Regions from separate parts of the Homo sapiens genome. Here region 1 is linked to region 2. A link is a loop called in an ENCODE intact Hi-C map of the cell type or tissue named here. Cell type or tissue: B cell. All regions are shown on one strand. Region 1 overlaps MRTFA (myocardin related transcription factor A). Region 2 overlaps MRTFA (myocardin related transcription factor A).

The links. Peaks named below come from ENCODE experiments on the same cell type or tissue, not always from the same donor. Only the 100,000 strongest peaks of a DNase experiment are listed, where the experiment ranks them.
Region 1: it touches region 2 in a loop (1.9-fold over the local background); 2 of 110 quality-filtered maps call a loop at or near these places.

What each region holds. Positions count from the first base shown.
Region 1 is chr22:40,412,077-40,417,076 of GRCh38, reverse strand. It overlaps MRTFA (myocardin related transcription factor A), which reads left to right. Exons shown (of 15, transcript NM_020831.6): 14 at 31-91. Among named protein-coding and RNA genes, the nearest start is that of SGSM3, 44 kb to the right of the region's middle. RefSeq lists enhancers at 187-686, 1,392-1,791, 2,672-2,821 and a silencer at 4,452-4,551. In B cell, no CTCF peak of the experiment used is centred here; DNase peaks (open chromatin) are centred at 1,366, 2,066, 3,116 and 4,406; H3K4me3 peaks cover 2,392 bases; H3K27ac peaks cover 4,754 bases.
Region 2 is chr22:40,460,749-40,465,748 of GRCh38, reverse strand. MRTFA (myocardin related transcription factor A) reads left to right here. Exons shown (of 15, transcript NM_020831.6): 4 at 2,463-2,528. Among named protein-coding and RNA genes, the nearest start is that of MRTFA-AS1, 59 kb to the left of the region's middle. RefSeq lists an enhancer at 2,091-2,200. In B cell, no CTCF peak of the experiment used is centred here; DNase peaks (open chromatin) are centred at 2,278 and 2,978; H3K4me3 peaks cover 2,470 bases; H3K27ac peaks cover 4,810 bases.

The DNA.
Region 1 (5,000 bases), 49 kb after region 2:
TCTCTTTTTTTTTTTTCCTTTGTCCCACAGGAAAATGGTTCCTCAAGCCAGCAGATGGACGACCTGTTTGACATTCTCATTCAGAGCGGAGGTAACCCCAGGTCCCCTGCTGCCTCCCTGACGGCCTTCTCTGTTCATAGGTGTCTCTAGCCCTGGGTTGGTTTGTTTTTATTGAATGCTTCCGTGCGTGACCAGTCTTGGGCAAGCACTGTGGATGCAGTGGTGGCTGTGAGCCCTCCCGTCTCCAAGGCCTGGGCGAGAGGACCAGGGAAGGTGCCGTCCTTCAGCTGGAAGCACTGCCCCAAGGCCCTCGCCTCCCAACGAACAGAAGAGACATTTGCCCTTGTGGAGCTCACAGTGCAGCCTGGGGAGGTGGACAACAAATATAAGAAATAAGCAGATCATATGGAAGATCCGAGAGGAGCCTTAGGACAAAAATGGAGGAGAGGGAGAGGTCTGGGGAGCCTGGTGGGGAAGGTCCAGGATGTCTCCTGTGAGCAGGGGCAGCTGTGTGCATCTGTGCGGCCTCGGGAGTACCTGGCGGGTTGGAGTGGAGTTGAGGAAAGGGGAAGAAGGCCTTCATGGCCAGATCATGCGTGGCCTCCTGGGCACCAGGGCAGGGTGGCTTTGGCTCCATTGTGTGGGAAGCCATCGCACAGCCTTGAGCAGAAAAGGCCTGGTCTGATGCAGGACCCAGGCGATAGTAGCCGTGCAAGGGCAGAAGCAGGGAGCCCCAGGTTGGGGGGCGACTGGAGAGCTGGGCTTTGGCCCAGCAGGCAGCAGTGGCGGGCAGAGGAGCGGCTGGAATCAGCCCCATTTGGAGAGAGCCAGGTTGGTGTCTTTATGGATGAAGTGGGGGGAGAGGGAAGGAACAGCCAAGGATGACTTCAAGGGCTGTGGCCTAAAGGGCCAGGGTGGAGTGGCCATTGATGGGGTGAGCTGGGGAGGGGGCACGTGTGGGACCACATTGCGCGGTCCCTGATGGGGTGTGTCACGAGACCGAATGGAGGGTTCACAGGGACAGTTGACATCAAGTGGCATTTGTGAGAGAGGTCTGGGCTGGAGGTAGGAGTTGGAGTGTTGTCACATCTAGATTGGCAGTTGGAGCTGGGAGGCTGCCGAGGGTGTGAGGTGGGGGAGCAGAGGTTGGGGCTAAGCCCAGCCTTGGGGGTCGGGAGGACAAGTAGTGGCAGGGTGCGGTGTCCTGGAATCCAGCCGTGACCAAGGGAGCTGAGGACCGAGGCCTGGACACGGAAGGTAGGCATCATGGGCACAACAGGAAGTCCATGAGAGGCCTGGGAGCAGGGTGGGGGTGGCCGTAGAGAGCTCTCTGGGAGGTTCCCCTGCAGAGGGGAAGAAGGAGGTAGGGCAGATGCTGGGCAGGAAATAGCGCGCGTCTGTGTGAGGGGACCCAGCTGGGAGTAGAAGATCCCAGATGACCCCGAGATGGTCCTGGGGAGGAGCTCACTGGCGGCAGCAGGCAAGAAGTCTGGGCCTGTGGTGCCGATGCTGGGTGGTGAGCGTGGACTTCTCTTTGAGTGTCTCAGTGGCTTCAGGAGGAGGAGGAGCGGCTGAGGGGTGCAGGCAAAGTGGGAGCTCAGCCTGGAACCACAGCTCTACCAGAGTAGATGTGATGTTGTGTGAATTTTATTTCAATTTAAGACAAGAGCTCAGTCACTGGTGTTCCTGTGAGGTCTGTAATTCTCAAGCCCTAGGGAGAATCCCTGGGTCCCTGGGGTCTGAGGCGCATCTCTCACCAGTGCAGGTGGCACTGAGGCGGCAGGTATGGGACCCGCTGTGAGGACGGCTGGGCTGGGCGCTCAGGAGCGAGGCCTTGGCGTGAGCTTCAGGAGGTTCCAAGGGAAGGAGGTGCTACCCCAGAGATATTGTTCAAGAAGGAAAAGGGAACAGGCTTTGAACTCTAGCTTCTAAGGGATGGCAGAGAAAGGGAGATGGTGGGTGTGGGTGCTGCCTGCCGCCAAAGGGACACTGAAAAGTGGCCCAAGAGGTGGCAGTGATGCCAGAAGCAGGTGTTTGAGGAGAGAGGTCTGGGCAGGTGGTGGCAGCTGGGCAGGCAGCGACCTCCTTGCCTGGTGAGAGCGGCTGCAGGGCAAAGAGTGCATTCTGCCAGGACAGGGGGGGCCAGAACCCACAGGGTTGGGGAGCAGGCCTGGTTTTTGCATAATTCTTTTTTTAGTTGTGGTGAGATAATAAAATTTGCCATTCTAATCATTTTTTAAATGTACAATCAGAGGTATTAGGTCCATTCACAGTGTTGTGCAACTGTCACCCCTATCCGCTCCAGAACTTCATCACCCCATAAGGAAACTGTACCCATTAGACAGTAACTCCCCATTCTCCCCAACTCCAGCCCTTGGCAGTCCCCATCCCACTTTCTCTATGGATTTGCCTGTCGTGGGGACCTCACAGAAGTAGACTCAGTTTGTCCTTCTGTGTCTGGCTTATTTCACTCAGCATAATGTCCTCAGGGTCCATCTGTGTTGCAGCATGTGTCAGAATTTCACTCTTTTTAAAGGCTGAATCATACCCTGTAGTGTGGATTCACCACATTCTCTTCATCCATTCATCTGTGGCTGGACACCTGGGCTGTTTCCACCCTTTGGATGTTGTGAATGTCAGTGTACAAGTGTCTGTCTTGAGTCCCTGCTTTCAGTTCTGGGCATAAACCTAGGGTTGGAATTGCCGGATCATATGGTAATTTCTTCTTTTTTTTTCCTTGGAGACGGAGTCTGTTGCCCAGATTGGAGTGCAGTAGCACGATCTTGGCTCACTGCAACCTCTGCCTCTGGGGTTCAAGCAATTCTCCTGCCTCAGCTTCTCGAGTAGCCGGGACTACAGGCACCCGCCGCCACGCCCGGCCAATTTTTTGTGTGTTTTTTAGTAGAGACGGGGTTTCACTGTGTTGCCCAGGCTGGTTTTGAACTCCTGAGCTCAGGCAGTCTGCCCGCCTCGGCCTCCCAAAGTGATAGGATTACACGCATGAGCCAACGCACCCCGCCTCATATGGTAACTTCTGTGTTTAACTTTTTGAGGAATCACTAAACTGTGTCCACTGCAGCTGTAACGTTTTACATTCACACTAGCAATGCACAAGGGTTCCAGTTTCTTCACCTCCTCACCAGCACTTCTTATTTTCAATTTTTTGATACAAGCCATCCTAATGGGTGTGAAGTGGTATCTTAGTTTGCATTTCTGTCATTTAGTGACGTGGAACATCTTTTCATGTGCTGCCTGACCATTTGTGTATCTTCTATTGGAGAATGGCCAAGTCCTTTGCACATTTTTTTTGATTTTTTAAAAATTGTGATAAATCGGCTGGGCGTGGTAGCTCACGCCTGTAATCCCAGCACTTTGGGAGGCTGAGGCAGGCAAATCACGAGGTCAGGAGATCGAGACCATCCTGGCTAACATGGTGAAACCCCGTCTTTACTAAAAAATACAAAAAATTTATCCGGGCATGGTGGCGGGCACCTGTAGTCCCAGCACTTTGGGAGGCCAAGGCAGGCGGATCACGAGGTCAGGAGTTCGAGACCAGCCTGACCAACATGGTGAAAAAATTAGCCAGGCATGGTGGCACGTGCCTGTAATCTCAGGAGGGTGAGGCAGGAGAATTGCTTGAAAACGGGAGGCGGAGGTTGCAGTGAGCCAAGATTGCCCCACTGCACTGCAGCCTGGGCAACAGTGAGACTCAAGTCTCAAAAAAAAAAAAAAAATTGTGGTAAAATACACCTAAAATTTACCTTTTTTTGTTGTTGTTTTTTGATAAAGATGGGGTCTTGCCTTGTTGCCCAGGCTGCTCTCAAACTCCTGGCTTGAAGCCAATCCTCCTGTCCCAGCCTCCCAAGTGCTGGCATGACAGGTGTGAGCCACTGTGCCCAACCCATCATAACCTTTTTTTTTTTTTTTTTTTTTTTTTTTGAGACAGGGTGTCACTCTGTTTCCCAGTGTTGGAGTGCAGTGGTGCAATCTTGGCTCACTGCAACCTCCGCCTCCCGGGTTCAAGCCATTCTCCTACCTCAGCCTCCTGAGTAGCTGGGATTACAGGCGTGCACCACCGTGCCCGGCTAATTTTTGTATTTTTAGTAGAGGTCGGGGTTTCACCATGTTAGCCTGGCTGGTCTCGAACTCCTGACCTCAAGTAATCCACCCCACTTGGCCTCCCAAAGTGCTGGGATTACAGACGTGAGCCACTGCACCCAGCCCATTGTAACTAACCATTTTTAAGTGTATGGTTCAGTGGTATTAAATACATTCATAATGTGTACAGCCATCACTGCCATCCATCTCCCTTTCTTTTGATCTCGTAAAACTGAAACTATCCCCATTAAACAGTAACTTCCCATTTGGCCCTTCCGCCAGCCTGTAGCAACTGCCATTCTACTTTCTGTCTCTATGATTTTGACTAAGTGCAATCATGAATTGTCTTTTGTGACAGGCTGTTGCACTAAGCATAGTATCACTTCCTTCATCCATTGATGGACATAGGTTGCTTCCACATTCTACTGTTGTGAATGCACTTATCAACACCTGTGTACAAATACCTGAGACCCTGCTTCCAATTCTTTTGGGTATATGCCCAGCAGTGGAATTGCTAGATCATATGGTAATTCTATTTTTAAGTAAGTAAGTGTTGGAGGAACCTCCATACTGTTTTTCATAGCAGCTGCACCATTTTGCATTTCTACCACAGGGCACAAGGGCTCCAGTTTCTCTGTATCCTCACCAATACTTTCTTAAAAATTTAATTTTACAGTAGCCACTCCAGTGGGTTTGAGGTGTATCTCACTGTGGTCTCCCTCATGACTAGTGATATTGAGCTCTTTTCATGTGCTGTTGGCCATTTGTATATCATCTTTGGAAAAATGTCTGTTCAAATCTTTCTTTTACCTATTCTTGAGTCAAGTTTGGTTTTTTGTTGTTGAGTTTTAGAAGTTCTCTGTGTATTCCGGATATCACTTCTTTATCAAATATGTGATTTG
Region 2 (5,000 bases):
TACAAAAAAAAAAATTAAAAAATTACCGGGCATGGTGTCATGCACCTATAGTTCCAGCTACTCCAGAGGCTGAGGTGGGAGGATCTGTTGAGCCAGGGACGTCAAGGCCTTGGTGAGCTGAGATCATGCCACTGCACTCCAGCCTGGGTGACAGAGTGAGACCTTGTCTCAAAAAATAAAACACCAAAATGTATCTTCATATGGCTGTTAGGAAGAGTAAGTTAAAATATAAAAGAATGTAAAACAGTGTCTGGCACAGAGTACGTGCGTCATAAGTGTCAGCTATTATTGTAGCTCCTGCTGTTTTTATCGATTTAGTTCTCCAAGGCTTTGTTCTTAACAATGGTAATTTGTAAAATAATAATAGCCTCTTGGTTCAGTTTCTCAGACTGTTTGTAACATCCTTTTGAGATCCAGTTCAGTACAAGAAACCATTGTTGAATGCCTACTATGTATTAAGTGCTATGGGGGACATATATCAGTAAGGGATATTCTCTTCTCTCCAGGAACTTATAAACTGGTAGGAGAAGTAAGATGTTCAAGGGCTACTATTACACAAGGCAAAATATTATACTTTTCCCTAACATATAAAAGGTAGCTCACAGGAGGCCTAGAGTAACTGAATGCTGTGGAGTGAGTGGGGAAGTTCAGATGAACAGGGTAGGCATTTCCAGGTGAAGTGAATAAAAGAGGTAGGAAAAAATTCACGGTACTTGAGGAAGAGTAACTGGCCAGGCTTGATTAAGATAACTTGAAATGGGAGAGAGACACTACAGGCAAGGACACAGCCAGGGAGCTACCACTGCAGCATGGGAAAACATGGCAGGGTAAAATTGATAAGAGGGGAGTGTGAGTGTGAGGAGGTAGAGTTGAAGTTGGCCCAGACATTTAAAAAATACTGGGAAAGATAGTGATATCATTAAAGAAGTAAGAAGGATGGGAAGGGGATTAGGTTTTTGGGAGGAAAACAAGTTTGGCTTTGGATCTACTGAATTTGAGATGTAGGCAGGCGCATGGTTATGGTTCTGCGATTCTTGGACGCCTCCCTAAAAGCTACTCTGTGGATAGAAAAAGGCAGATATTAAGATGATTCCCAGTAGATTCTGGTTCCTCTCAGATGTGACTTGGAAGGCCCCTACACCTGAAGACTTAATTATGTAAGGAGGCTTTCCTTGGCCCGTGGGATCCTCCTAACCCTCCTCCTCTGAACATTTTCTTTTTTTTCTTTCTTTTTTTTTTTTAGACGGGGTCTTGCTCTGTTGCCCAGGCTGGAGTGCAGTGGCATGATCTCAGCTCACTGCAACCTCTGCAGTTTCTCATTTAGTCTCTGAATGACAGCTGTGCCATTGTCATTCTGTGTAGTTTGTAGTTGTAACACCGTTTAGGTTTAACTGGCTTTTGAAAGAAAGATAGTTGTTTTTTTTTTTTTTTTTTTTTTTCCTGAGACAGCATCTCACTCTCGTTACCCAGGCTGGAGTGAGAGAGAGTAGTGTGATCTCGGCTCACTGCAACCTCCGCCTCCCAGGTTCAAGCAATTCTCCTGCCTCAGCCTCCTGAGTAGCTGGGACTACAGGCGCGCACCACCACACCCGACTAATTTTTGTATTTTTAGTATAGATGGGGTTTCACTGTCTTGGCCAGGCTGGTCTCGAACTCCTGACCTTGTGATCCGCCCGCCTCGGTCTTCCAAAGTGCTGGGATTACATGTAGGCATGAGCCACTGTGCCTGGCTGATAGTTGATTTTTAACTTAAAAAAAATCCCTATTAAGTTTTTTCATTAAGCAGTATTGCCAGAGTGAAAATAAGAGAAACACCCATCAGTCTCCCCTAGCCCGGATGTGCTTTGAGTCATCTAGCTGAATTGTTTCACCTCAACAGAAAAGGCTCTAAGTGAAGAGAAAGAAGAAAAACAGAGGCATATTAACGGTAAAATATTTTCTAGGCTAGAAAAAGGCATTGCTTGGTGAAATGGCTATAATTTTTAGATACAAAAGAAAAAGAGTTTACAAATAGTACTTCCTGATCTGTGTGAGTAGTTCTTTCATTCACTATACTTATGGTGGTAAACATTTGTTAAGCGTAGAGCATCTGGAAAGCTTTTTTTGCTGGGTGGTGGTCCTCGTTAGGATATTTTGAGTTTGGAAGAGGTGTTTTTAAAAAAGTTTTAGGAGGAGGACTCAGTGTTTTGGAGGTTTTGAGCAAAAGGCAAGACTCTGATGCTTTGTGGATTGTTATCGCCCTGCAAGACCCTTCGCAACTTCCTCTCACCGCCCACAGCAGAATACGGAAACTCTGCTGTATCAGGCCACTTCTGCAATTACAGACAGTTGCACTTCAAGGGGACCCTTCTTTCACACTACATCCTTCTGTTTTTAGACTTTTTTTGCGTTTGAAAATGTGTTTTTTGAGGTGGAATACCCAACTGACCCCTCATCTCTCCTCTCTCTCTGCTGCCCTGCAGTGCTACAGTTGAAACTCCAGCAGCGCCGGACCCGGGAAGAACTGGTGAGCCAAGGGATCATGCCGCGTAAGTGCCTCTCTCTCTCAGCATTTGGTAGATTGCTTTTAGGACATGGCTGTGTTCACCGAGTATGCCATGGGAAGCATCTAACATAAAACAAGGATGATGCGTTTTATTTTCCACTCTCTTCTTTCTCATGACTTTCCAAGTTTAGAGCTCAATCACTAAATAGTTAAGATAACTAATTGATCAAGTTCAGTGAAACAAACTGTGTTTAAAGGGTCAAACCTGGTTTAAATTAGGTGTAAAGGGTGCCACTGAATTTTCCTTTACTTTGGAATTGCACCTTTAAAAGAGTTTTCACTCTGTTATACTTCCCTTTATAGGAGGGGCAGATCTTGAGCCTGGTGTATTGTGAGGAAGAACCACTTCTCCCATATGCTTTGCCTTCATGTTCTGGTTCTTAGGAAGAGAAACCTCTTTTCTGGTATTTTGAATCAACCACAGTTTTATGTAGAGTGAGATCCTGAGATACTCTAAGGCTGGCCTGGGCGTGAGCATGGCTGAGTAGAGTCGTTGATGGCGCTATCACGGCACCGGGCTCAGTGGGTGCAGAAGTCCATCCCTTAGGGGAAAAATGAAACCAAACCTTGGAATCTGTTAGAAGTAAGGAAATTTGCCTTTAATACCAACAGCATTATAAACGGAGCTGAAACTGGAGCTGGTGAGGTTTTGATCTTTCGGACCTTTCTTTTTTAAATCATCAGCAGAGAACATAGGCTCTCTTTTCTGTTTGTATGTTATCACTACTTGGATACACTGTAAGTCAAAAAACAATCATACAACTTCTGGCTTCATGGTGGGAGAACTGATGTTTTTCACTTTAACTCATTGTCTGCTGGCTGACTGCTACCATATTTTCCTAGCTCTCATTCATTCATTCATTCATTCATTCAAAATCTTTGAGTACCTAATATGTGATAGTTGATGCAGCAAGATAAATCCAGCTCTTGCTCTCAGGTGATTTATATTTAGAAGGGCAAGACTAGTAGTAGACAAGAAATTTCAGAGCAGGGATCACCTTGAAATGCAGTTGGTAAGTTCAGAGCCTGGTAAGTACTATCAAGTAAATTAACTGATTGGTGTGTTAATAAGTAATAGGAATAAGATGGAGTCACTTCGAATAAGATGTTCAAGAAAGGCCTCACTGAAGAGGAAAGATTTGAGCTGAGATCTAAAGGATCAGATGAAGCTGGCCATTCAGAAAGCAGGAAGAGGGCTCAGAGAGAAGAAAAAGCAAGTGTCTGGGCCTGGTGCAGGCCAGAAGTTGGTGTGTTTGGAGATCATCAAGTAAGCCAGTGTGGCTGGGGCATGGTGGAGAGAGAGAAGGGGCAAGTGAAGATGGGTAAGGTGGGCAGGGCTAGAGCCAGGGCATTATCACCCACATGGAGGAGGTGGATTTGGCTTTTAATTTTAATTTTTTTTTTTAAGACGGAGTCTTGCTCTGTTGCCCAGGCTGGAGTGCAGTGGCATAATCTGGGCTCACTGCAAGCTCCGCCTCCCGGGTTCACGCCATTCTCCTGCCTCAGCCTCCCAAATAGCTGGGACTACAGGTGCCCACCACAGCGCCTGGCTAATTTTTTTTTTTTTTTTTTTTTGTATTTTTAGTAGAGACGGGGTTTCACCGTATGAGCCAGGTTGGTCTCGATCTCTTGGCCTCGTGATCCTCCTGCCTCAGCCTCCCAAAGTGCTGGGATTACAGCCTGAGCCACTGTGTCCGGCCTTCATTTTAATTTTTAAGAGATGGGGTCTTGCTATGTTGCCCAGGCTGAACTCAACCTCCTGGGCTCAAGCAATCCTTCTGCCTCAGGCTCCTTAGTGGCAGGGACTACTGGTGTGCATCACCATGCCCAGCTGGATTTGGTTTTAAGTGCAATGGGAAGCCATTGAAGGCTTTTAAGCAAGTCAGAATGGACCTACCACAATAGTGATAGGGTCCATTTCTAAGAGAACCTTATAACAAGTGTAAGAAGCCTGGGGTCTATTTCTTTTAACTTTTTTTTTTTTTTTTTTTTTTTTTTTGAGACAAGTTCTTGCTCTGTCATCCAGGCTAAAGTGCAATGGCATGATCATGGCTCACTGCAGCGTCCACCTCTCTGGCTTTCAAGCAGATCTTCCCACCTCAGCCTCCTGAATAGCCCTGGGACTGTAGGTGTGAGCCATCATGCCTGGCTAATTATTTTTACTTTTTATAGAGATGGAGTCTACCTATGTTGCTCAGACTGGTCTTGAACTCCTGGGCTCAAGCGGTCCTCCTGCCTAACCCTCCCAAAGTGCTGGGATTACAGGTGTGAGCCACCTTGCCCGGCTTGGGGTCTATTTCTATCCTAAACATCAGCCCAGGGAGCTTAAGTCCCAAATTAATCTTTTTGTTTACTGCAGTTCACTGCCAGACTATTTACCTACATTATGCTGTCTTCTGTGGCCCTCCAGTGAAGGACTCTCTACCCCCAGTTCTTAAAGTGTTAGGTGGCTTGT